Linked DNA regions of Homo sapiens: region 2 is linked to region 1. The links are chromatin loops, found by intact Hi-C in ENCODE. Cell type or tissue: ascending aorta. All regions are shown on one strand. Each heading gives the region's core, and the rest is flanking DNA. Links, peaks and the distances in the headings are about the cores only. Region 1 has its middle 23 kb from the start of RPL29. Region 2 overlaps POC1A (POC1 centriolar protein A).

Evidence for each region. Hi-C counts contacts between places; a loop is a spot of excess contacts. Peaks named below come from ENCODE experiments on the same cell type or tissue, not always from the same donor. Only the 100,000 strongest peaks of a DNase experiment are listed, where the experiment ranks them.
Region 2: a loop joins it to region 1, with 3 times the contacts of the local background. A loop is called at or near these places in 2 of 110 quality-filtered maps.

The regions. Positions count from the first base shown.
Region 1 is chr3:52,012,498-52,024,686 of GRCh38, reverse strand. No RefSeq gene overlaps it. Among named protein-coding and RNA genes, the nearest start is that of RPL29, 23 kb to the right of the region's middle. RefSeq lists enhancers at 378-757, 4,430-5,192, 5,193-5,955, 9,034-9,103, 8,779-9,658. In ascending aorta, for the core only: no CTCF peak of the experiment used is centred there; DNase peaks (open chromatin) are centred at 4,816 and 5,146; H3K27ac peaks cover 5,000 bases.
Region 2 is chr3:52,084,375-52,096,563 of GRCh38, reverse strand. The region is part of intron 10 of POC1A (POC1 centriolar protein A); the gene reads left to right. Among named protein-coding and RNA genes, the nearest start is that of LINC00696, 25 kb to the right of the region's middle. In ascending aorta, for the core only: no CTCF peak of the experiment used is centred there; DNase peaks (open chromatin) are centred at 4,803, 6,343 and 7,947; H3K27ac peaks cover 4,882 bases.

The DNA.
Region 1 (12,189 bases), core at 2,691-7,690:
TGACACTCCTCCCCACCCCCTAATCTGGACAAACCAATGTTTCCACCCACTTCTTGATGCCCACTCCCTCACTCTCTGCTCCTGGGATTTTCGTTCAATGCTCCTTCCTCCTATAATTGTCTTCCCCTCTCTTCCCCTCACCAAGAGCACATTCATTTTTTGGGGTCTCAGTTTATATGCCTCTTCCTCCAGGAAGCCCTCCCTAACCTCACCAGGCATTCCCACAGCCACCTGTGCACCTTCTCATTCTGTCCTGTACCTGGCACAGAGAATGTACCCAGAAAGTGTTTTTTGAATGAATGACTTCCCCCCGGAAAATGACCTCAGAACTCTGGGTTGGCCTTATCTGAACCATGCTGGCTCTAAGTTCGTTGTCAAACCCCAGAAGGGTACAGGCTTCCCCTGAGCCCTGGATGCTGGTCTGGGACCTGGGGATCCCTGAACTGAGGGGCAGGAGGGTGTGTGTGTCCTGAATTCTTTCTGAATGTGGTCCTGTGATCTGGGACTAGACCAACTGAGGGCCCTCTGTGAACAGGAAGCAGGAAGGAGAGCCGGGCCTCTGTTCTCCCACCCAGTCTCCAATTTAGAGGAAACGCAGCCTATAATTTGGAAGGCTAATTTGGTCTGGGGTTAGAAGGGAGCTCTCTGTGTGCCGAATGATGCCACGCTCTCCCAGGGGAGGAAGCATCCCCTCCCTGGGGACCTGGGGCCTCTGCTCTCAGTTCCAGGCCACACTGCTCCAGTGTGCTCCCTCCTGAGGCCTGAGCTGGGGCCCCTAGAGAGTCAGGCAGCCGGTCCTCAGCCAGGGGAGAAGGAGGGAGGGAGAAACCCAGGGCCACACTCCTTGGTCACTGACTGTCCGGTCCACTGACTGACTGGTGCTCCCGGCATCAGGAAGAACTAGTGGAGGGTCTCCAAGGACCAAGTCCACATGGTGAGCATTGCCCCAGGGTGCCCCTGGCCAGCAGGTCATGCCCATTCAGGCAGGAGCTCAGGAGAAATGTGGGCAAAATGGGCATTGTAATGACCTGGTCCAAGAAGCCTCACTCTCTAGCAACCCTGACCCCAATTCCTGCCACTCCCCGAGCTTAGGCACACTGAGTCATTTAAGGTCCTTCCCAGCATGATGGCCGCTGTCATGCTGCTTTTCCTCCTCCCCTGGGAAGTCCTCCATGTCCACCAGGCTGGTCAGGAACTACCTCCAGGCTCCTTGTCTAACAGGTACCTGGTTGCTTCCCCATTGGGATAGGGGCTCTGTGAGAGTGGGTTCCAGTTGTGGTCACCTTGGTGGTCAGAGCCCTGGCCAGGGCCTGGCTCAGCAGAGCTAGTGATGACGGACAGGCAGAGAGGCTGCACCACTCACAGATGTATGGCCTTGGGCAAGGCCTGGCACTTCCCTGGGCCTCAGTTTGCTTGTCTGTGGGCTAGGCACAGAGCAGTAGTTCAGTATTTGATGACTAAGTGAATGAATGCATGCATGCATGAATGAATGAATGAATGAATGAATGAATAAGGAGTTGGACTGGACAGTCTCCAAACCCTGGAGCTCAAATCCTCTACAGTTTCTCTCTCCTCATTTGAGTGCTAGTCTCTCTGCTCAGGCTTGTGTCAGCAAGGACTGGGGAGGGGAGAGGTCCTGGGGTCAGTCAGGGCAGACAGGAGCTGCAGGGAAGCTGAACGCTGGGATAGGGTGTCGGGTGACAGGGTCTGGGGAGAGGCGGGGCAAAAGACTCTTCAGGGTGAGGGGTGAAGGTGCCCATCCCTGGACCTGGTGTTCCAGGACCCCAGCCTGCCTGCGGCAGCGCGCCATCCCCACGACACACCACCCCAACTCACCCACAACCCAGTGGCTTCTCTTGAAACTTCTGCTCGGCTCCAACAGTCTGTCACTGGGGCTGGTGATTCACACACTCCGCTCTTCTTTCCTCTTCCCAACTAATTATAGCTCCTGCGTGTTTTTCCCCCTGGAAAAATGTCTTCTTAAAAAAAATATATCCCCAAGCCAGTGAAAATTAATTGGGTGAGCATCACTGTGTACAATTCAGACTGGCTCCGAAGACAGGCAGGTCCCAGGTTGTGGGGGCGTCTACTGCCCAGCAGAGGAAGGACGGGCGTGGGACGCAGGGTGCACATGGGGACAAGCAGCAGAGGCTCCACCCAGCCCCCATCCGACTGGCCATGGCTCTGGGGATCCTGAAGAATAACCGCCACAGTGATGGTAACGGGGACTCTACTGAGCGCCACAGCATGCTGGGCACAGTGCCAGATGCCTGCCATGTGCATTGACATTTAACCTTCTGATGCCTGCTGAAGCTGGCCTTGGAATTGGTTCCACTCTGTCGAAGAGGAAACTGAGGCTCAGAAACTCATCCAGGGTCACACAGCCATAGTGGGGGCGTTGGGGGTGACCATGAGCCATGTGGTGCTGGGAGTTGGGAGCCAGGGTGGGGGGGCATGGCCAATGGCCTGACCAAGGGGAGGCCCAGCATCATTAGGCTCCCCAAGGGACAAGCAGAGCAGGCACGCGGCCCTCTGTCTCGTCTCTCCCTCGCTTGCCTCCTGGGAATCACAGGAGCTCCCCTGGCACTGGGCCAGAGCTGAGACTACAAGTCCCCTAAGCTCTTCATGGGGCCCAGTGCGTGGCAGTTGGAGCAGATGTCTGAGCAGGCATCCTGGCCAGGCAGGGAGGGTTCCAGAGTCACAATGACAAAGAGGTGGAGATAATCAGAGACAGGACAAGAGAGAGCCAAGCAGAGCTAGAGAGGGGACAGGGAGTCACCAGTCCAACTGCAGAGGCAGAGAGGCAGAATGGAGACTGAACCAGAGACACAGCCGGGTCTGAGTCTGAAACCAAGGGACAAAGATAAAACCCAGGGAAACAAGATGGAGAGACACAAGGGAGAACCAGAGGGCTGCTGTGTAGGAGACAGCCTGGAGAGAGGCAGCACCGAGAAAAGAACAGGAAAAGGAAGGTGGAGGCCCACGGCCTCAGGCCAGGCCTTGCTGGGGAGGGTTCCTAAGAGCAGGGGCAGGCAGGGGTGCTCCAGGCCTGCTTTGGGCGTTGGGAACATGGTTCCTCCCAGCCTGTATCAATCTAGGAAGACTGCCTGGAGAGTGGCCCCAGAGCAGGAGAGCATGTGGATGTTAGGACATTAGGAGAACCGAAGGCATGGGGGGCAAGGGAGCAGGTAGGAGGTGGCAGCCACCCTGGGCCCATCCCGGGAGAGGCTCCTTTGGAACCCGGTCTCTGAGGGTGGCCAGTCTCTCCCTACCCCAGCTCAAAGGCAAGGACCCTCCCCAGGGGCTGAGGAAAATCCAGGCAGAGTTAGGCCAGCTCATTTCCTGGATGGAGAAGTGAAGTCAGTCTGAGACAACCCCTCAGCACCCCAGTCCCCACCAGCCATTAGGAAATAAACCCCCTCTACCAGCTCCAAAGGCCAGGGGCCTGTCTCCCTCCTTACATTCCTAAGCTAGAGCCAGGTCTCCTTCAGCCTACATCCTTTAGCCTTCCCAGAACCCTTAGGGCAGAAGCTGCCTCTACCCTTACCTCCAGGCCAGGCCAGAGACTGTCTCTCTCCAGGCCAGGGCAGGACCCCTCTCCCAGACCCCTACCCCACTCTGCCTTGGCAACCCAGAAGGTGTTGACGGCCTCGCTAACCACAGGCAGACTGCCCTGGCTCCAGCCATCACCTCCCCCAACTTCTCTGGACCCCTGACACGGCCGCTGGCTGCCCGGGGTCAGGGCTTGGTACCCAGGATCTATTAGCCAGGCAGCTGTCGGGATTTCCAGCACGGGGGGACCTCTGGGGCTGACACCTCTGTCAGCCACTCTCTTGTCTGGAATCTGCTGGCCAAGTCTGCACTCTTCTGGGGTCTATGTCTGGACCCTAGAGCATCTGCCATGAGAAAAAAGGACACAGCAGGAAACAGGTGGCCTTGGGTGGCCTTGAGGCCAGAAGACCAGCACAGGCCTTGAGGATGTGCCCTTGAGCCCCAGGAATGGAGAAAGAAGTGGCCAATGGGTCCAGGCAGGAGGGTTGGTCAATGCAGAAGGGCACCCGTGCAGCCTCCTCATTCTTGGTCCATGCCCCTCAGTGGGCCCGGACACTGTGATGACCAGGACATTGGGATGGAAACACCTTTTTCGTGGGCCCCCGGCTAACACACCAGGAAATCTCCTTTTCCAATAACCCATAACAGGAGGCAACACAGGATAGGGTCTGGAGTCAGGCAGCCTGGCTCCTTCCAGCTCAAGCTCTGGGGAGATGACTGAGCCTCAATTTTGTTATCTGTAAAATGGTGCTGCCAGTAATTCCCTTCTCAGACAATGCTGTGGATAAACAAGATTTTGCACATGAAACAGAAACATAAGTGGCCATGCTTTAGGCAGCCCAGCTCCTACCAGAGGCTCCAAACGTCTCCCTGGAGCCCCCTTTTTTCCTCTAGGCCCCTCCTGGCAGGAGGTGACAGGCAGTCCTCAGTCTCCAGCCCCACTGCAGCCTGGGGAGGCCCAAACGAAGACCTGAGGGAAAGGAGAAAGTCCGGATGGGGGCAAGGAGCCAGGAGACCTTGGTGTGGTCCCCTCCTGGAACGGGCCACTGGCAAGCCCCCTCCCTCTCGGGTTTCTGAGCAATGGGGATTGGACTGGATGAGTGCCTTCCTGCTCCCAACTGGAATCCTCAGCCACCCGCTTCTCTCTGCCCCTCCACTCTGGCCCCGTCCCCTTCCAAGCCAGCCTGGCCTTTGGCCTTAGCTCCTCTGACAAGAAGAGAGGGAGGAGGGCTTGCCTGCCCCCATGGGAAACCATTTTTAGCTCCCTGAGGAACTCGGCGTCCTCCCAGCAAGGGTGCGTGGGTCGTAGCTGGGTATTAATAGCTCAGCTGGAGGAGGTGACCGGGACTTTGACAGCCAAACCCTGGAGGCCTCCCATGCTGGGCAGCAGAGCAATCCCCCTGTCGTCCACCCCTCCCTTGCTGGCTCTGAACTCCACCACTGCTGTCCCCCAGGGGTGCTCTCCTCCTCCAGCCCCCACCCCTCTGCCCCTCACACAGGACTGGTTTCCCCCTTGGTTGAATCTTCCTGTGGTCCCCTGGGGAGGGGAGACCTCTTGCCCCAGTTGTGGGTTGGTGCCTGAGGCCGGTTTGTGACCAGGCCCCGTGGGAGGTGAGAACAGAGAAGCCTGTGATAAGGCTTCCCCCTCGCACCCTTTTCCGCTGCCCGCTGGCCTCTCATTCCTGCTTGCTTACTCCACCCTGGCTCCTCCACTGGCCGCCATGTGGGCTGGTCCCCAAATGTCTCTCCACGCTGGGCCCAGAATGGAGAAGAGGCGGGAAAACCCAGCTGGCCGAATGGAGGCCTGGAAAAGATTCCCTGGACAGTACTGCCTGTCCCCTGCTCAGGTGGGACATATGAGGCCTGAACAGGCCGCAGGGCTACCTCTTGGAGGTAGCCTGGGAAGTGATGGGGCCCTGGGCTGTGACTGGGGACCTACAGCCTTGGCTCAGCCCCGTCCCTGAGGCCCCCATGCCGTGGAGGTAGGGAAGGGGCACGAACCCACGCTAGGTGTCTCACACACCCGCCTCAAACACTCATCCGCACTTAATATCTCAGCTACCCCTGGTCCCTCGAGGCTACAGCCTTGAGGGTAGAAATCGGCAACCCAGAGGGAGCGTGATCGACGTGAAGGTGGGTGCTGTGATCACCCACATTTCAGAGATGAGCAGCCAAGTTTTCAGGGGAAGCACACCCTGGGAGCAGGCAGGCAGCCGGGGCTGGAGGCCTTCGGGAACAAGATTCGGTCCAAGCCCTTTGCTTTCTTTCTAGAGTCACGGTCTTGCTCTGTCATCCAGGCTGGAGTGCAGTGGCACTGTCATAGTTCACTGTAACCTCAAACTTCTGGGCTCCGGCGATCCTCCTGCCTCAGCTTCCTGAGTAGCTGGGACTGCAGGCGCGTGCCACCGCACCTGGCTACCACCCTGTGCGTGGTCATGTCCAAGCCCTAGACGCCCATTTTTCAGGCATCTCTTTGTTACCAGTCCTGCTCTGAGTCGTCTCCAGAAAATAGGAAGGCTTCTGGGTCTTTGGGGACCTCTTCCTCAGGCAGTCGTGGCCTTTGGGACTAGCCTGAGTCCTGACGAGGATGAAGGTCCAAGCTCAGTTTGGGGTCGGAGTCAGGGTCAAAGGTCAGTTTGCGGTGAACAGTGAACCCGGCCCTCTAACTCCTAACTCCAAGCTGAGTCTGGACCTCTGACTGCTAGACAAGACTGAAGCCCAAACCTTTGGGCCCCAACTCTAGTTTCTTTTTTTTTTGAGACGGAGTTTCGCTCTTGTCGCCCAGGCTGGAGTGCAATAACACGATCTTGGGTCACCACAACCTTCGCCTCCCGTGTTCAAGCGATTCTCCTGCCTCAGCCTCCTGAGTAGCTGGGATTGCAGACACGCGCCACCACGCCTGGCTAATTTTTTGTATTTTTAGTAGAGATGGGGTTTCTCCATGTTGGTCAGGCTGGTCTCGAACTCCTGACCTCAGGTGATCCACCCGCCTCAGCCTCCCAAAGTGCTGGGATTACAGGCGTGAGCCACCGTGCCCAGCTAGTTTCTAAAGTCTCAACCCTTAGGCCCAGGATGAATCTGGGCCATCAACCTCTGACTCCCAACCCAGGCTGAGCCCCCAACCCGGCCCCAGGCCTAGGGAATACTGGTCCCCACTTGCCTTCTGAGGCTGTGTCCTGGGCTCACCCGGCTCTTCACCTCTAAATCTCAACCTGGAGGTGGCCCTGCGTGCTCCTCACACTCCCTCCTCAGCCACCCCCGCCCTGAGTCTTGAAGCAGGCTGACACAGGGACACATCACACCAGGCGATGTATGACTTGGAGGAGCAGAGGCTGGAAACATATGCTATTTCTGGGCTGGATCTTATTGGTTTGGACCGTGAGCAAAGCAGAGCCCACAGCAGAGGGAAGGGAAACAGGCAGACGGGCCCTCAAACACACAGACACCACACTGCGTGGCGGGATGCAGGGGTCCTTGGGTGACCTGGCACTAGAACCACGCTTCCCTGGGACAGAGAGGCCAGCGTCCACACCCCGACTTGGAGGAAACAAGTTTAGATAAATGTGACACACACATCCCCAACCCTGCAGCTAGTTTTTTTTCTAAGGAACCCATATTCCCGGTGGCTCAGAGTGGAAACTGGATCCAAGTCCCGGCTCTTCCTATAAGCTCTGAGACCTGAGGCAAGCTGCTCAGCCTTAGCCTGGAATAGCCTCAGCATCCTCATCTGGGAAATGGGACTGTGATGTTATCTTCCTTTTGGGGTTTTATGAAGACAAAACACAACCATAGAGACGGATTTCCTGCACAAGGCAAGAGCTCACAAAGGGGCAGCTACCAATATTTTCCCAGTGACCAAAGGCAAGCTGCTTCAGTTGTGGGGTCAGGTATCCCTTCACCCCTCACTTCCGCCTCTACCCAAGAACTCCTGGGGGACACATTTTGGAAACCCTTAACTTAGATTCTAGGCCAGCAGCAGGACCAAAAGTAGCGTTAGCTGACAATTACAGAAGCCGGAACAGCATGGAATTTGTCAGCATGGAATTAGGTCACAAAATTCTTAAAACAGAAGAGCCACAGAAGCCCAAAAGGCTCAACATCCTAGGATGCAGACCTCCCCTGATTTCCTGGGCTGAAAATGGCGAGAATTGACCAAGACAAAACGAGCTCTTGCCTCGGACAGGAGCGTGGGGACTCCGGGCTCTTTCACTACATGTCCCAGAGCACCCAGGGAGGGGGAGGGCTCCACCATGGTCTCCGAATCCCCTCATTTCCTGGTGATTGCCTGCTTCCCCTCCTCCTCCAGCTCAGATGCCCTGGATGTCCAGCCATTTCTAGAGCACCCCCAGCCTGGTCTGGCCACCTCTACTGACCCCTCCTAAGACTCCCCACCCAGGTGCTGAGGTCCCCTGGGGTGAATCCCAGGGAGCTGTCCCTGCTGCCCTCAGCCTCCAGGGCCCTGCAGAGTGGGCTCCTGACATGTTGGTGACCTCAGGCTCTATCCCCTCTGTCCTCTTGCTCCTCACAAGTAGAGTCAGGACAGGAATTGGCACTGTTGGAAGGTGAGTGCCCACCCACGTGCGGGGCACCTACTGGGCTTTACGTCCATCATCTCTGATCCAGGAATCCCAGGGCCAGATTGGGGCTTGACATACCCAAGTCCACATGGCTGGGAGGTGGCAAGGGAGTTTGGCGTTTGACCTAAAGCTGCTGTCCTGAAAAGGGAGCTGTGAAGAGAGGTCCCAGCTGTCGGACGGGCTACCCCTCAACAGGCAGCAGCAGAGCCCAGCAGCCTGTCCATGCTGCACCCCGATTTCTCGGGGAGAGGCCCAGCCTCCACCATGGCTGGCTGAGCCCTGCCCCCCGGTGCCAGTCCCACATGACCTTTCCAGGTGGCTAATGAGAACCTGGGCACCACTCAGTAATTGGCCTCATTAGGTACCTAGGGCTGCCCAGGGGATGGGGTGGCGGATGCTGGGCCCCGTGGGGACTGGCCAGACAGCCGCCTGTTAATTACCTGAAAAATCAGACAATTAGGCTTCCTGCCACCTGCCTGCCCACGTCCTGCTGGCCCCTAATTACTGAGCGGCTGCTGAACAGGCTGGGAGTGACCTGGATTTGGACCGAGGACCAGCCCCTGCCATCTCCCCCATCCCCCACCCCCAGCCTCCATCGCATGCTGCAGGGACAGACAGCTGGGGTGCAGTGTGTCTTTCAGGGATCTTCCCCTGGAGCCCCCAGCCCCCTTTCCTAGCCCTGTTCCCTTCCTGCTCACGATCTCTCCTGCAGAAGGTAGCTCTGGAAGAGAAGAGATGGATGCCCGAAGCCCTGGTAGCCCTCAGGGAAGATGGCTGCTAGGGGAGTGGCAAAAACCCAGAAAGCGGCATCCAAGAGGTCTTGCTGAGGTGAAGTGGCTGCTTCCCCTCCTGCTCAGCTCTTCCAGGGGAAAGATAGCAGACTGTGTTCAGGAGTAGGAATGGCAGATAAGAGGAAGTTAAAAGCTCTCCTGAGAGCCCCGGCACAGCCCAGGGCATGCTGGGGGCCCAGGCCTGCCCTTGGGGAGTCCCCTCACTCAGAAGAGGAGATGGAGCTGGACAAAGCAAGACAAGCGTGCAGGGCCTGGCCTGACTAAAGTGGTCCTGGAAGGCTTCCCAGAGGCAGTGACCTTTAGGCTCCGTCAGGTGAGGTGTACACTGTCCCAGGCAGAAGGAACAGGGCGTGTGAGGGTCTGAAAGTGGATCCTCCCCTACAGAAAGCACAGACAGAGAGGCAGGGCACTCCCTCTGCAAGCACCGACCATGCACCAGGCAACTGGCTGGAAGCAGCTAGATGGGCCCTACCCCAGGAGGGAGTGGGGTGGACACACTGGAGTCTAGAGGGAGGCTGATGTGGGATGTGGGGCCTCCCGTCATCAAGGTCCAGCATGCAAGAAGTACCTTGGCCACCTCCTTCCTGACCTGTTTCCTTTCTTGGTTCTGTGCTAGGATTGAAAGTCCCTTTCTTTGTTTCCCTTGGGGACTTGGAGGCCCAAAGGTACCTGCTCAGAAGGGTACTCCCAGCCCAAAGAGGTCAAGAGACTAAGCTGAGTTCACCCACCCAGTTGGCTGGAGTGGGCCTCAGAGAGGTGTCCACTGTAGTCTTCCAGTGGGGTTCTGGCCCAGCCAGAGATGAAGCCACCACAACGAGGTAGGTTAGAGACAGGAAGGAGATGGGACTGCACTGGGAGGCTGGACACCAGCATTTGAGAGCTGCCACAAAAAAGTCACGCTACCCCCTCGTCCCTAAGCCTAACTCCAGGGTGGCCCCCTAGAGGCCTTGCTGCCAACCCACGCCTTCCCAAAGCCATCCCTGATAAGAAGGCCAGGAAGGCTTTGCGGACTTCCTTTAATGCACGCACTGGATCCTGGGGCTTGGTGTAGCCTGAGGCCAGAAGCTGGGAGCAGAGTCTGAGGGCAGAGCAGGTGAAGTCCCTTCTCTCCACCCCTTTCTGCTGGTCTGGGCTTCCTGACCATCGCGGGGGCAACTGCTCTGTGCTCTGCAACCTAAATTGCAATGGCTGCCGAGGTATTTCCTGTCAAACACACTACTTTGCTGTAGTGTGGCGACTACCGCAGGGATATGGGGCCTCCAGGCTTCTACCAACAGCCCCCAGAGTCAGAGTCCTGTGACACATGCACACGTGTGCACCCAACCTGGAGCCCCAACTGCCTGGTCGTCTCTGGGTCCACCTCTGCTGCATCATCATTGTCCACTAGGGCAAGCTGTACCCTGCACAACACCAGGATCCTGCTTGCACACACCCTGCTCTCATCTCTCTGTTCTTATGAGATTGTTCCCATGCTTACACCTTTGCAACCTCTGAGGGCAGGTTTTCACCTGCTCATGGCACCTGACACACAGAGGATGCCTTATAAATGTGTGTTGTATGGATTGTGGGTGGTTGATGCATGGATGGACAGATGAGTGACTTATCTAAGCTCTCCTAGCCTGCTCTAGTGGATGTAGGACTTGAACCCGGGTCCTGGGCTTCCACATGCTGCCTGTCTTATTTGGCATCCAGCCTAATCCCAGCTGGATCCCCTTCAGGATATAAGGGTGTCTGTACAATGAACACCCCTAGTCTGTGCCCCCACCTCTGGCTGCCACTGAACAGCCTGGGTCACCAGGTCCCAGGTGGGCCTGAGTCTCTGTCCCTGCTGCCTGGCCAGACTTAGGAAGGTGTCACACATCTGAAGGAAGATGACATTGCCTGGGCCAACAGAATTCTCCCATTTGATCTCACCTCCAGGATCCAGAGCTGGGCAGAGAATGCAGCTAGGAGGAGAGAGTGAAGAGAGGGATGAAAAACAGGGGGTCCCTTACATCTCACCAGGCTCCCAAGCGAGTCAGGGAAAAATGAGCATCCAGAGCTTCAGCCCTTTGGGTGGGAGATCCTTAGAGGCCAACTTCTGAGTAGAAAACCTGTTCCAGGGGAGGATGGGGTGGGGCAGACCGAGCCCAGCAAGCACAGTGGTCTCAGAGCCAACAGGCAGCTGCCCCAGCTCAGCTCTGCACCAGCACCCAGTCAGCCAGACCCACATACAAGCTGCCTCCATGGATCATGGGCTTGGGCAGCCTGCTTCCTCCTGAAGCCTCAACTTTTGTATTCAGAATCAGGTGAGCAATGAGATTAAACATCAAAAGATCTCTGGGCACAGTACCCAGGCATTCCACAAATGGTGGGCTAGTGTGTATTGCTCCATTTTCCAGAAGGGGAAACTGAGTCCTGGAGAGATAAAGTGACATCCTGAATGCAATAGCAGAGCCAAGAGTGGCACACCAAGCTCCTGGCATATGGTGTGGCATTCTGACCACACTGCCTCCTGGCTTGGGGTGGGCCAGACCCAGCAGGTTCATGCATCTGGGATTTGTGGTCTCAGTTGGGTGTGTAGAGAAGAGCCACTCACATCTAGTCGAGGTTGGCTAAGCAGGCCTCCAACGTGGTACCTGGGTGACCCTCATGGCGGCTGACCCTGTAAGAAGCTTGGGAACACCTTACCCCAATCTGCCCTAGGCAATCGGGTCTGAAATTCTACCCTGAGCCCTTTTTGCTGTCCCTTCTCAATGTTGACCTTTGCCCTCCCTTCCCCCACACCCAACCTGGGGCCAGCTGCCCAGGAAGCTATCCTGGGCTACACACTTGGCCTGAAACATCTGCTGGACATGGCCAGACACATATCCTTCCTGTGACAAGATTGGAACAGGATGGGCAACACCGTCTTTGCTCTTTCTCAGGGCCATGCCAAAGTACAGGCTGTTCCTGGAAGATCGTGACATGAGCCGGGCTGGGGAGGACTGTGCCCATGGCCCTACAAGATACTGGGCAACTCTCTTGTCCGTGGATCGCAGGCTCCCCTGTGATCAGGCTCCACGGGGCTATAGCTCAGCATGTCAAAGCTAACAACTCACGGACAGGAAACTGGTCCTTTCCGGTGGGGAGGAGCTAAGTGCCAACAACTCCATCCCCCAATATAATAATCTAGCACCTTCCAGGCGGTGATGGTGGCAGGGTTCCTGTATGCCAGGATCTGTGCAGGCTGGTCTTCAACATGAGTTCTCTTGAGCTTGACTACAGCCCTGAAAGGAGGAGCTATCATT
Region 2 (12,189 bases), core at 3,835-8,834, 71 kb before region 1:
CCACACTGTGGGTTCACCCGTCATCCCGTCATCTGCACTTGGTCCCGCATTTGGACCGTTTGAAGTTGGACAACAGGTGCTGGATTTTTAAAAACATAATTATAACGGACCTGTTTTCCAGTCCATATTAATGACATTGCAGAGCCTTCCCGGGGATCCTGGCTCTTGGAGCCATTCAAGCCCTGGCCAGACCACTAGACTCCAAAATCCCCAATGCTGGGTACTACTGGAGTGTGCTCACCTAGAGCTGGCCTGGGCCACTGAAGAGCTTTGAAAGAAACACTGTGTTTGTTTATTCCTCCCACTCTTTGCTGGATGGGCACTGCAGGGGCATGCCAGGGAACTGAGTAGTGAGTCAGGGCTTCTGAGAACCTAGGCTATGAGTTTGAGCCTGGACCTTTCCTTATCCTCTGTGCAACCTTGGGGAAATCCCTTTAGTTCACCAAGCCCTGGTATGTTTATCTGTAATGTGCTGGTGGTTGTGGGCTCTGCCTGCCACATTCATGGTGAGAATTAAGGGAGATGAATCTGGGAAATGTTTGGCCCATGCCTGGCCCTAGGTAGCTGCTCAATAAATGTTAGTTGTGGCCCTGACCACCCTCGTCACTGAGATGGATATGGGCCCTGCCCTCTGGAGCGTAGGTTGGCAGCCATAACACAGGCTCGTAGTGTAGCAGTTTCAGTAAGAGCAAAATCCCTTGACAAGAGGTGGTGGCCAGCAATAGGGGCATGCTTGGCAGGGCCATTTCACCCGAGGGAGGAAGAGAGGTCCTGGCTGCCTGTGGCTCTGGAGAGGCCATGGGCACGTCCAGGGAATGAGTGAAGCTCCAGGTGGCTGTCATGTGGATATGTGGTCTTGGGGTGGGGGGCAAGGCAGGATTTAGAGGTTCCCCAATTCCTCATCTCCTTGGCTCTTGAGGCCAGGCTGGGACTCTGCAGATCCTCCTCTACCATGCCAGCACATGGGTAGAGCGAGGCTGCAAGAGGGACACATGTGGCCCACGAGGAAAAGAGGTGTTAAAGCCAGGGGGTGGGGGATGGGGAAGCAAGGAAGAGTGGTCTCCAGTCCAGCTCACATGAAGGACGCAAAGGACCCTTGATGTCACTAACGGAAATGGAGCTGAGATGGCATGGTATCCTTTCCCCAGCTTGGGATCGTGGGCTAAGTGAGAAAAGCTCTTCCAGGGTGTGTCATCATAGCCCAGCTGGGATGGCACACCTTGGGCCCACTGAAGAAAGCACTCTTGAAGGGAAAGGCCAGGTGTCATGACTGGGGGCTGTGGGACTCCAGGGCCCAGTGTACAGACCTTGCTGAGAGGCTGCTAAGCCCTGAGAAGAAGGCATGTGCTGAGAGAGATGTGAGCAGCATGCAAAGACTTAAAAGCCACCCCACTTCAAACCCGTCAGCAACTGCCTCATGTTTTTCACAGCCTCGCCAAGTGAGAGATTAGGGGAGGTGGAATCAATTAGAACTTTATAGGATAAAATTGGAAATTAAGTCTGAGAAGGTGGTTAAAAATAGCTTCATTGGATCCAGAGGAGTATAACACTAAAAACATTTCCTGTCACTGTGTTTTAGGGGTGCACATGGAAGGTTTTGTTATGTGTTCACAGTTAGGAGTATGATAGTAACTTTTAAAAAACTTGCATCGCAGAGAGTAAGTGAAGGCTGGCCTGTGGCCTGTGGCCTTTGGCCCATGGCTGGGTGTCTAGATGTCTCAATGCTTCTGTGGCACCCTGGTCCTGCCTCACACCATTCAGCCCCTTTGCAAATCCAACTGGCAGGCCACCCCCGACCAGATGCCAACAATATCAGCCAGTCACCTGCTTTGCAAAACTGACAGTGTCTGTGTGTTTCTGGATGCCATAAAGCGAGGCATGTTCTTGACGGACTCAATGCGTCCCGAGGAAACTTGAGTTCTGCAGATGAAGCACCAGTTGAGGCCTTAAAGTTCAACCCATTTTCAGAACTGTGCATAGCACCTTTGTGCTAATCCTGGCAAGTTCTCCTTGGGCTTGACTGTTGGTTGTCTTCTAGGCCAACCTTTCTCTCCTGGAGATGGGGCTTTCTCTAGCTGAGATGTTCCAGCCACAGCCAGAGCTATCTCCACCAGGGGGTTGAAAGTTTCCCTGTGCCTTTCTCTTGGCATTGGCCCAGCAGAGGCAGGCCCACAGCAGGCCCCGCTCTGGATGGTCCAGACTGACCCAGCCCTCCCCTGAAGCTTAGTGCCAGGCGGCCACCACCATCCATCTTCCCAAGCGGCTTGTTCAGCTGGGCTTCCTACTTGGTCTGTGGATATTGGTCTCGGGTGCCACCCCATCAGCAAGCACTCCTTGCCATCTGCCCAGTCCTGAAGAGCCTTTGTGTTCTGGAGGGGTAGGATGCCCAGCCACCCCAACACTGATTCCTACTACAAAGTCATCCATGTGAATTGTGCTGTTCTCCTCTGTTGCCTCCACCATCCCTTCCCTCCCCCACAGGGAAGTCTACTTCAGAGTGGCCTTTGAGAGGGAAGCTGCCTTCTGGGTCCTTCAGGCCTCCATCCTGCAGAACATCCTTCTAGGGGAGAGCCATGGGGATGCAGCGGGCCGTAGCCAGGGATGTTTTCTGAGTGAGTCACAGAGTCTCCAGCCCCTGGGTAGGACACCCTATTTCAGAGGCTCACAGTCTTCAAAGCCTGCCTTCCTGTTCAACAGGCTGGTATGGCCCCATGTGGCGAGGTCACCTCTGTGGATGTTTGTGGCCTGTCTGGCACCAGTCTGAGGGTCAGGGACCCAATCTCAGTCCTCCCCAGGGTGACCCCTTCAGCGGCTCCTCTGTGTAAAGGAAAGGCCTGGAAGCCAGGAAGCTGAGTGAGCCAATGGAGAGGAGTGGCTCAGGTTTTGTCTGGCTTCCCCATTGCCTAGCTCAGTGACCTTGGGCAAGTCACTTTGAGTCTGTGTGCCTTACTTTCCAAATCTGGAACACAGAGCTGATAATAATACCCACTTCATAGGCCTCTTGGGAAGCTCCTTGAATAGTACCTGACAACGCCGTGCACTGCTGATGTGTTGGGTGCTGCTCCTGTTGCTGCCATTGTCGTTATCCAAGGCTTGGGGGCCAGGGGGATCTGCATGACAGCACCAGAAATAGCTCTCCCAATTTTCCACTGCCTCATGAAGCTAGACCCTTCCCTACCCAGGAGAGCCATTCCTTGGCCCTCAGAGCAGAGGTGGCAGGTTCCTTCCATGCACACACATTCACTGAGCCCACTCTGTGTGGTGGGCCCTGTGTGAGACCCAGTCCCACCTTCAGGAAGAACTCAGGACTGAATCTGCCAAGGTCAGAGCCAGGCCTCCCCAGAGGAGCTGGCAACTGGAATAACTGGAAACAAGTGGGAGTCCAGACACCGGGTCAAGGCCATGGGTCCTCTGGTGTGGGGTAACAGAAGCAGCAGCCCAGGAGTTCACCCTCACCTGACGGGACACTAGGCAAAGTCGAGGCCTGACCCATGCTGAGGGTCTGGGGTAGAGTGGAGATGGGGACACAGAGAAGTTGAGACGCGAGCAAGGGCAGTGCTATCATGGCTCCATCCCAGGGGCGATGAGACAAACAGCACTTTGGCTGGCCCCTGCAAGGCTCCTGGTCTCCGGAGCAAGCCAGCAAGTGGGGCAGCTTCCCCCAGCCTTCCCAGGCCAAGAGGCCTTTCAGATGAAGAGGAAACCAAACTGCCCTTGGGACTTGCACAGCATCAGAAACCCTTTAACTCCAGAAATGGGGTTGGTGTTTTACTTTTTTATGAAAGCCTTTTTTATAAAATCCATACATTATTTTTCAAAAGTGTATTTATATGGGGAAAATAGACTTTGGGGTGACCTTGTGAGCCGAGCAGGTGCAGTCTTCAGGCCTCCCCACGTAGTTGTTTTAGATGAAAAGTCCTCAGAGTGTGGGGATCACATACTCATCATAGTTTTCATCCTCCTGGTTTTTATCTGAGGCCTGCCACTTTCCAAGGACTTCCCTTTGTGGACCTCACTTTATCCTCCCACCTGGCACATGGCAGCAACATCATGCCAGGTGCAGATAATGTGTTAATAATGGCTTGTTGTGCCTGGACCAGCCTCGGGGTCCAGCCAGCCTGGGGCTTCTCCAGGAGGCCAGGTGATCCTGATCTCAACCACTGTGGGCCAGAGCATCCCTAGCTTCCCTTGCCAAACAGTTTTGGTGCAGTTAGGGATGGCTTCATCAAGAAATTCTGCAAACCAAACTTGACCTCCCTGAAAGGTAAGGCCAGAAGCTCTTGCCCAGGGCTCTGTGATCAGAGAGCCCAGCAGGCCGAGTCCCTTAGGTCACCAGCCAAAGAGCAGACACATCCTTGCCCTGGCCTGCCCCTGTGTGGGGATGACCCCTCCTTGCCCCAGTAAACACTGAGCTTGCTGTTTGGGGCATCACTGGTTTCTTCGCTAAGCTTCTCTGGGCCCTGATCCCAGCTGATGCCATGCTTTGAGCAGCTGGGGTTTGTTCAGCTTTACACATCCCCACCAGCTGTGGGGAGCAACTGTTCCTCCTTGAGTTTCAGGGCTGCTCTGTTCACCCAGTGAGCCACCTGCCTGTCAGCCTGGGCACACCTCCACCATTCATCACCTGGGTGACCTTGGGCAGGTGACATCAATCCCAGAGCCTCAGTCTCCTCCCTTGTAAAATGGGGAGAGATGCCTCATTGGGTCCTCTGAGCTCTGCTGTGCGGCTCTTGGTTAACTGAGTGTGCTAGACTGGTGCCAGCTGTTCTGTGAAGCACAGCAGTGAGTCGATGTTCTCCTGGGAGCAATATGGGAAAGCACTGGGGCAGGCTTGTGGCACAGGAATGACAGGAGTGGACATTCCACAGTCCCCATACCGCTGGACTCAAGTCCCAGAAATGCTTTTGAGTTGCCAGTGAGACTCTAGTGTCTGGCTAGGCAGGAGGATAAGAGAGGGGAGAAAGAAGTCATTCCCCAACCCCGGGAAGGAGGAGGGCACAGGAGGTGACAGAGGCACTGGGGTGCACATAGACACTTGAAAATCAGGCATGGGTCATGGGGCCCATTAGATCAGACCCTTCCACCTGGACCTAGGCAACAGGGCCCAAGATGGAAGCTCTTTGAAGATGTATGTGATACTTCTGTTCTTTGAATGTAGATATTGTAATGCTTTTTAGGGAACATGTATTTCCTAACAATGGAACTGAAGATTTTCTTTGGAGGGCTTTTTGTTCCTTGAGCCCCCTATGGGAATTCTCAGGAGCTGCTAGGCCTGAGGTCAGGAGCGTGGGCGTCACATGCTGCGAGCTCCCCGCCCCACTGAGAGATCGCACGCCTCTCCCTCAGGGTCCAAGGGCCCTGCTCTGATCCTGTCCTGAGACCCACCCCTCCCCTATCCCCTCTGGAGAGAGCACACGCCTGTCCTGTGGCTGCCCTGGGGTCACTCACCTGCTGGGCCTACCTCAAGTCTTCTGAGAAAGTTGGCTTGACCCCAGAGGCCCAAGGCTTCCAGAGAAAAACCCAGACAAGGAGTCAGAAACTGCAGCTGCTCAGACCCATCTCTGCCTCTTTTTGGCTTTCCACCAAGGGGAGATTTTAAGCGCTGCCCCTCTGTCTGTCTGTCCCATGGGGTGGGCAGCAGAGGTCAGCCTCTTCACATGGGGCCAGGACTTCCCCTGGGGCCTTTTCATCTGCCTGCCCCCCAGGCCAGGCTCCTCCATTCTGAGCACCCCTGGAGGACTCTAGGCCGGACCCCGAGGCTGCTAGGCCTGCCTGCCCAGGGATGGGCGCTCAGTAGGTGTGCAAGCAGAGGCCCTGGGCCTGACCCTGGTACTGTTTCCCCTTGTGCTCTTGGGGGTGATGCCAGGTGATCTAGGGGTCTTTTTCACAGATGCCGGAAAACTTCTCCAGTGAGCAGGGAGAGAGGCTGTTTCCACAAATAGCCACTGCTACATGAGCTCACCTCCACGCTGGCTCTGTGGCTTCCTTCATGGACCCTCAAGAGGCCAGAGGGCTGCTGCACAGTGCTCAGCTGCCCTCAGGAGTAACAGGTTTCAGTGGTGTCTGGAAGTTGCAGAGGCCCTGGGCCTTCCTTAGGGCAAGGGGGTGGATCTCTGGGGTGTGGACAATGACCCAGGAGCTGGGGAGGCTGCTGTGAGGGGGCCCGGCATAGGCCCAACACGCGGCTTGGTGGTTTTGCCTCAGAAGCCCACAGCAAAGTTATTTTTGACTCCAGTTTCACGTCTTGCTGCTTTTTAAAAATACCGAGCCATGAAATTCCTGCTCCAACTGTTTTTTTATGGCACCCAGTGTTTCAGGCTGGCCACAGCAATGCTGTGATGTCACGTTCCAGTTCCTGTGACTCATGGAGGCTGCTGGGCTCCAGGACTTGAAAATGCATGCGGTGGGGAGCAGGCAGGGAGCAAGCCCACCAGCCCTGCTTGTTTGGGTCTCTTTGGCATTCGATTTTGTTAAGTGTTCAAGTCATTGCGTTTTGCTGTCCTAACTCAACAAGGCCAAGGATTTTTGCCTGTTTGCTTTGGGGATAGAGAATGGCCTATTTGCTTTGAGATACCTTAAACCTGCTCCCCCACCCCCACCCCCATGGTAGTCCTGGAAGTTCCTATTTGACGGGCTGCTCAGGTGAGGCATCTGGTTCCACACTGGTGGGGAAGTTGGCAGTGCCTGGCCCTGATGTGGGCCAAGCTGCCTCACTACTCTCAGGGGCTCTCTGTATCCCTCTTTCCTGGGAGGACCTGCTGTTGCTTATGGAAATAGACCCCCAATTTTATAGTTATACAGTTTTCCATGGGGATCGGTCCTCCCACGTGCACCCAGACAGAATTTGTTGGGAGGGTATAGAGTGAAAGTCACCCAGTGCGTCTTCCCATGATCCCAGGAGGGCGTGTGCAGCCCTCCTAACACTGCTTCCACTCGCAGACAGGGCCATAAGGGTGGTGGTGGGTTGTTTCTGCAAAAATGGGCCCCCTCTCTGCATCAGCACATCTAGCCAGCTCACCTGCTTGGTCCAGAGTGGATGTAGCCACCCTCCTTGTTGTGGACCTTCATGGATTGCCCTTTTGGCCAGAGTCATGTTCAGGACAACCTGAACTTCTTTGTGGGGGTTTGGAAACAAGAGGCTTGTTTTCCTTCTGTTAAGAGGCTACTTCTGGGGGACAGGGGACTCAAGACACTGTCTGTTCTGTGCCAGGGACACACTTGGTGGCAGAGGGACTGGGGGAAATGTCTGTCTGCCTGGGCCCCTGGTGATTCCCCAGCCCTGTTACTATTTTTGGCATTTTTCCCAAAGGCTCCTCTGGCTTTGCAAATGTGGCGGGACAGGGGAGCCTGTGTCTTCCCCAAGTCGCAGGTCAGGGCCAGTGCCCTGCCTCCTTCGTGACATGCAGCCTGCGAACAGCACTCAAAAACGGGCAAGCTCGTGTTTGCAGGGGGACTGGGTGGCAGCTCCCATGGGGGTCAGGCAAAAAACTCTGGTTTTCTATCTTTTATCCCGTCTGTGGTTGTGGCAGAAAGCACCCCCTTCCAAAGAGGCTGCAGATTGAAGGCCCCTGCCTGCCAGATGGGCTCGACAGTAGCCGTGGTTATCTCTGGGGCCTGGGAATGTTCATGGTCGGTCATACGAGATTTCTTCTGAGGCTCTGAGCTGGCTTGGAGATGGGGGAGGGCTGGGGGAGGGCTGGGAGATGGCGGGAGGGAGCAGGTGGTGGAGAGCAGAGGCTGGGAGCAGGGAGAGAGGCCCATGCAGGGACATCTCATTCGGGCTGAATCTAGGCTTGCTCTGAGAAGAGGAAGGGAGGGGACTCCACATGATTTGCTCTTGCTCCTCGGGGACCTGGGCCCTCCAAGGAAAGGCCAAACACAGGCCACAAGAAAGGGGCCTGTGTTATGACAGGAGCCCCAAACTGGCCTGCACCGCTCTGAGATTAAGCAAGCCACAGCCTACTTCATCACAGCTGACCCCGTGACCTCTTGGTGCTTTCCTGAATGAGGCACCACCACAGCAGGGCCAGGAAGGGCTGTAGTTGGGCCTGCTGCTTCCTCCCATGCGCTCTGTAAAGGGCCCTGATCCAGGCCTGTACTATGGGTATAGAACCTCATCATGCCCACAGTGGCCATGGCTGAGGAAGCAGAGGAAGCACAGGAAGCCTTGAACTTAGCATGGCATTTGGGAAGCAATTATGTGCCCCTTGCCCTTCTGATCTGGGCCCAGCCAGTGGCTCCAGAAAGCTCGCTAAGATGATTGCTCAGGTTTTCCCACTGTGGATCAGTGGATGCTTGGCAGGATGGGGGAGCCTTGAGACTCCATCCCTGGTGGCTTGTGCCCTTCTTCCTCCCGGAGGTGGCCTTGTTGGGTGGTAGCTGCAGCCCGACTCGCCAGGCTATACTGAGACTTCCAGGCCTCCAGCAAGCTATCAAGATGTCTGGCTTAGGATGATCATGTCTTGCTGGGTCTTGGGAAAGTAGTTAACTAACTACTTTATATGGATTGTTGGAAAAGTCAGCCTCTGAAGAAATGGGTTGCAGAAGGCGGCCAAGGTCAAGGTCCACACCCCATGCTCAGCCCTGTTTGGACTCACCCTGGAGTCAGAGTCCAGCAAAGCCTATGGCCAAGCATGACTGGTGTCCTACACCTTGGGGCCTATCCCGGTCAGACACTTGGCTTCCCTGGTGGCCTGTACATGGCTGGCAGAGATGTGCTTGAACCCACCCCAGTGTCAGTGGGGCTGTGGCTCAGGTCCTCCCTTTGGGTGTGAGCAACACCCCATGGGTCCCAGGAGCATCCGGTTTTATGAATGGTCTGAGTGGACCCACTTTTTATAGCTTCTCCTTTTGGGGGAAAGAGTGATATGGAAAAGAGAGCTGTGTTCATTTAAAAGGAGTTGTTTTTAAGCCATGAGCAAGGTAAATAGCCAAGATTCCTTAATCTGGTGGCTAATCCACTAATAGAAAATAGTGTTTCGTGTACTTCCCGAAGAGAGCTAATCCTCAGTAGAGGTTGGGGCTGGGGGATGCAAAACCGTCAGAGAAATCCTATATCCCTGAGATAATGTGAAACAACCGCGGACCATAGGCTCAAGGGACCAAAAGCTCATTTTCTGTTGTTTGCAGCAGACTGTGGGGTTAGGGGGAGTGGTTAAAAAGACAGTTGCTGGGCCTAGAGAGATTGGGAGGAATTTTTTTAGAAATTGTTTTTTTGTGTGAATTGGCTGTGTGATCCTGGGCATGTTAGCATGTCAGACATCAGCATGAGAGGGGAGCTCCATTCCTTCCCCTCTGAGGTTCAGGCCTCAAAGATTTTAGTCATCATCAGACCAGGACAGAGGTGGGAAGGGGAGGAACTGGACTGCTTCCTTTACTCCCGCCCCCACTTCCTGCCAAAGCAATGAGGCTTCCTCCCTCCCAAGACTAGCTGGTGGGGCCTGCCCCTCCTACTGCCCGCCCCACTCTCCCTCTATCCCTTCAAGCTCACCAGGTCCAAGACCCACGCTGGGGTGAGTGTTCCTCACAAGCTGGGTGGGCCCATCCCTAGATTAGACCTGCCCTTTGGCCTGGGGGACCTGGGCTGGCAGGCACCGGACCTGTGTTCCCTGCATTTCCATAGCACTCAGGGCATTTGTCCATCCAGTCAGTACTCAGTGTGCACCTGCTGTGTACCAGGTGCTGTCTAGGAGCAGGAAGACAGTGATGAGAAAGAATAGAGAACAATCTTTGTCCTCATCACTGGCATGCAGGCTGACTGATGTCCACAGGCTGCTCGAGGGGCATCGTTTGTACCCTGTGACATGAAGGCCCCTGAGCTGCAGACCATTAGGTACTGGTTGGTGGCTGAGGCCAGGAGGCAGAGCCTTGGGTGGTGTGAAGGTGCTGCAGGCCCTGTCTGCAGAGGGCTAGGCTGGCCCCCTAGTCACTGCTGACATGTGGCAGCAGGCTAGCAAGGGCACCACCAGCAAGTCAGGGTCCTGCGTGTGTACGCACACAGGCTTACACCAAGTGACAAAGCTGGAGTTGGCAGGATACAACGCAGAGCTAGGGTAGGCAGTGGGGCCCGGCAGCCCTGCTTTGTTTTGATAGCTCATGAGACCCCACAGCAAAGAGATTCCCCTTTTATTGTATCTGTTTTAGATCTTGAGAATCTGAGTGAAGTCAAAACCATGCTACAGGGGAGATTAATTCAACATTTTTCATCTCTGCAATGAAGCCAAAGGAAAGTTAGACATTCAGTGCAGCACAGTTGAGACCAGGGGTGTTGAGTCAATGGCCAGCCCCAGGACGTTTGCCCTGGCCTGCCACAAATGTCCTCAGTGTGGCCGGGTGACTGCGCCCTCTCCCTGAGACTCAGAGCAGTGGGGACCACACCACCTCTGGCCCAGTTATCTGGCTCCTGTGTTGGTGGGGAGGAGACTGGAGAACCCCAGTCCCACCAGGGAGACATCATGGGGGCGCCCACATCAACCACAACCCGGGAAGTGAGTAAAAGGAGCTTTTCATCACAGGAGAACTTAAAGAAGCAGCCAGACCACCACGTGCATCAATGGCTCACACCCTCCCAAACCTGACCACAGGCTGCCCTATTTGGGGCCTCATCAAGCCCCATCTGTGCCCATGGCTCCCCCAACATCCCGGAGCTCAGCCAGGGCAATGGCTAGAGGAGTCATGTTCCCCATAGTGCATGCCTGTGCCCAGCCAGACAGAGCAAGTTCTACATGCATATTAGCTATTAATATGAATATTGCAGTGACTATGAGAGGTGTGTTTTACAAAGAAACTGAAGCCCTGAGTCTGGTAACTTGCCTAAGGCTGCTCGGCGAGTTAGTGGTCAAGTTTCCCTTTGAACCTAGGCCATGTAGCTGAGGAGCCTTCGTGCTTACCACGTGGGACCAAGGTTCCCCACTAGGAATCCCTCAGTGGCATTTTCCAAGGGCCCACACCCATGAGGGGAGGAAGGCAGGCATCCTAGCAGCGGGGCCAGGGCAAGGAGGCTCCTAGGGTAGGAGAGTGGGCGGGCCTCAGGTGGGCGGGGTTGGGCAGGGAAGGCAGTATTGGTGGGCAGCATAGGGCCTGGAGGGCCACGGGAATGCCATGCCGCAGAGTCTGGCCTTTATTCCTGAGCTCTTGGATAGGAAAGGGGCACGGAGAAGCAGTGAGGAGGCAGAGGGTGAAGGGTGTCCCAGGAGTAGGGCAAGGGGAGTCACCAGGAAGCCTAGGTGTGAGGATGGGGACTGAGAGGAGCAGGCCGGAGGGGCACCTGAGTGCCAAGAGGGAAGTGCCTCGAGCCCTGCCTGGGAGGCCCTAGTGCAGGAGGAGCCCAGCTGGGGCAGGGGATGGGGTGCCTGCCTGAGTCTGGCGAGGGCAGAGCCCTGATGTGGCTGCCCCTGCCAATGGTACGCCGACTAACCCAGTGTGGCCGCCAGGGGGGCCTGGGACAGCATGGTCCTGTGTGTTCACCCTCCTACTGCCTCTCCCAGGCTTCACCCAGCTGCTGCCTCTCCTTTCTCTCAGTCAGTGTGGCTTTCCATCTTGCCCCATCAGCCACTGGTGCCTTATCTCCTGGCCTCCCTGCAAACCTGCCAACCCAGGACAGTTGCAGCTCCCCTTGCCACTGTGTCCCCAGCCCAGGCAGAGTGCTTGGTGGGACACATGCCTGGATGTTGGCTCCGCCTTCACCCATCAGTCTGGCCCAACCACCCTGTCCACCTCCATGCCACCTGTCTTCCAGCTCAGAGGACGCTCCCATAAGAACCAGTACCACTCACCAAGGAGGGCCCCAGGTACCACCACCCAGGGCTCTGCTAAGAGCAGGATGTGGATATGGGGAAGGGCCCTGGCCAAGGTGAGCAGGAGGCCCCTGGGAAGAGGGGCTGCCCCAGAGCTGGGGGGGCAGGGGGATGGACTGGGGAAGCCTCGAGTGAAGCCTGCACTTGGAGAAGTATTTTTAAGGATCTGGCCACCCTTGTTCTTTCCTGCCCCTAAGATGTTCTTTGCTGTCAGTGGTGGTGGAGTAGCTTTCCTCGCAGCCTAGACAGGACCGGTGCTGCAGCTGTGTCAGTGCTCGGAAGCCCCCAAGAGCTAGGGTCCCTTGTTTGCTGCCTGTGGTGGGTGCCTGACAGAGGTATGGGAGTGAATGATGTTGTTGGCTGCCCCCAAGGCGGGTCGTGAGTGTCCCACAAC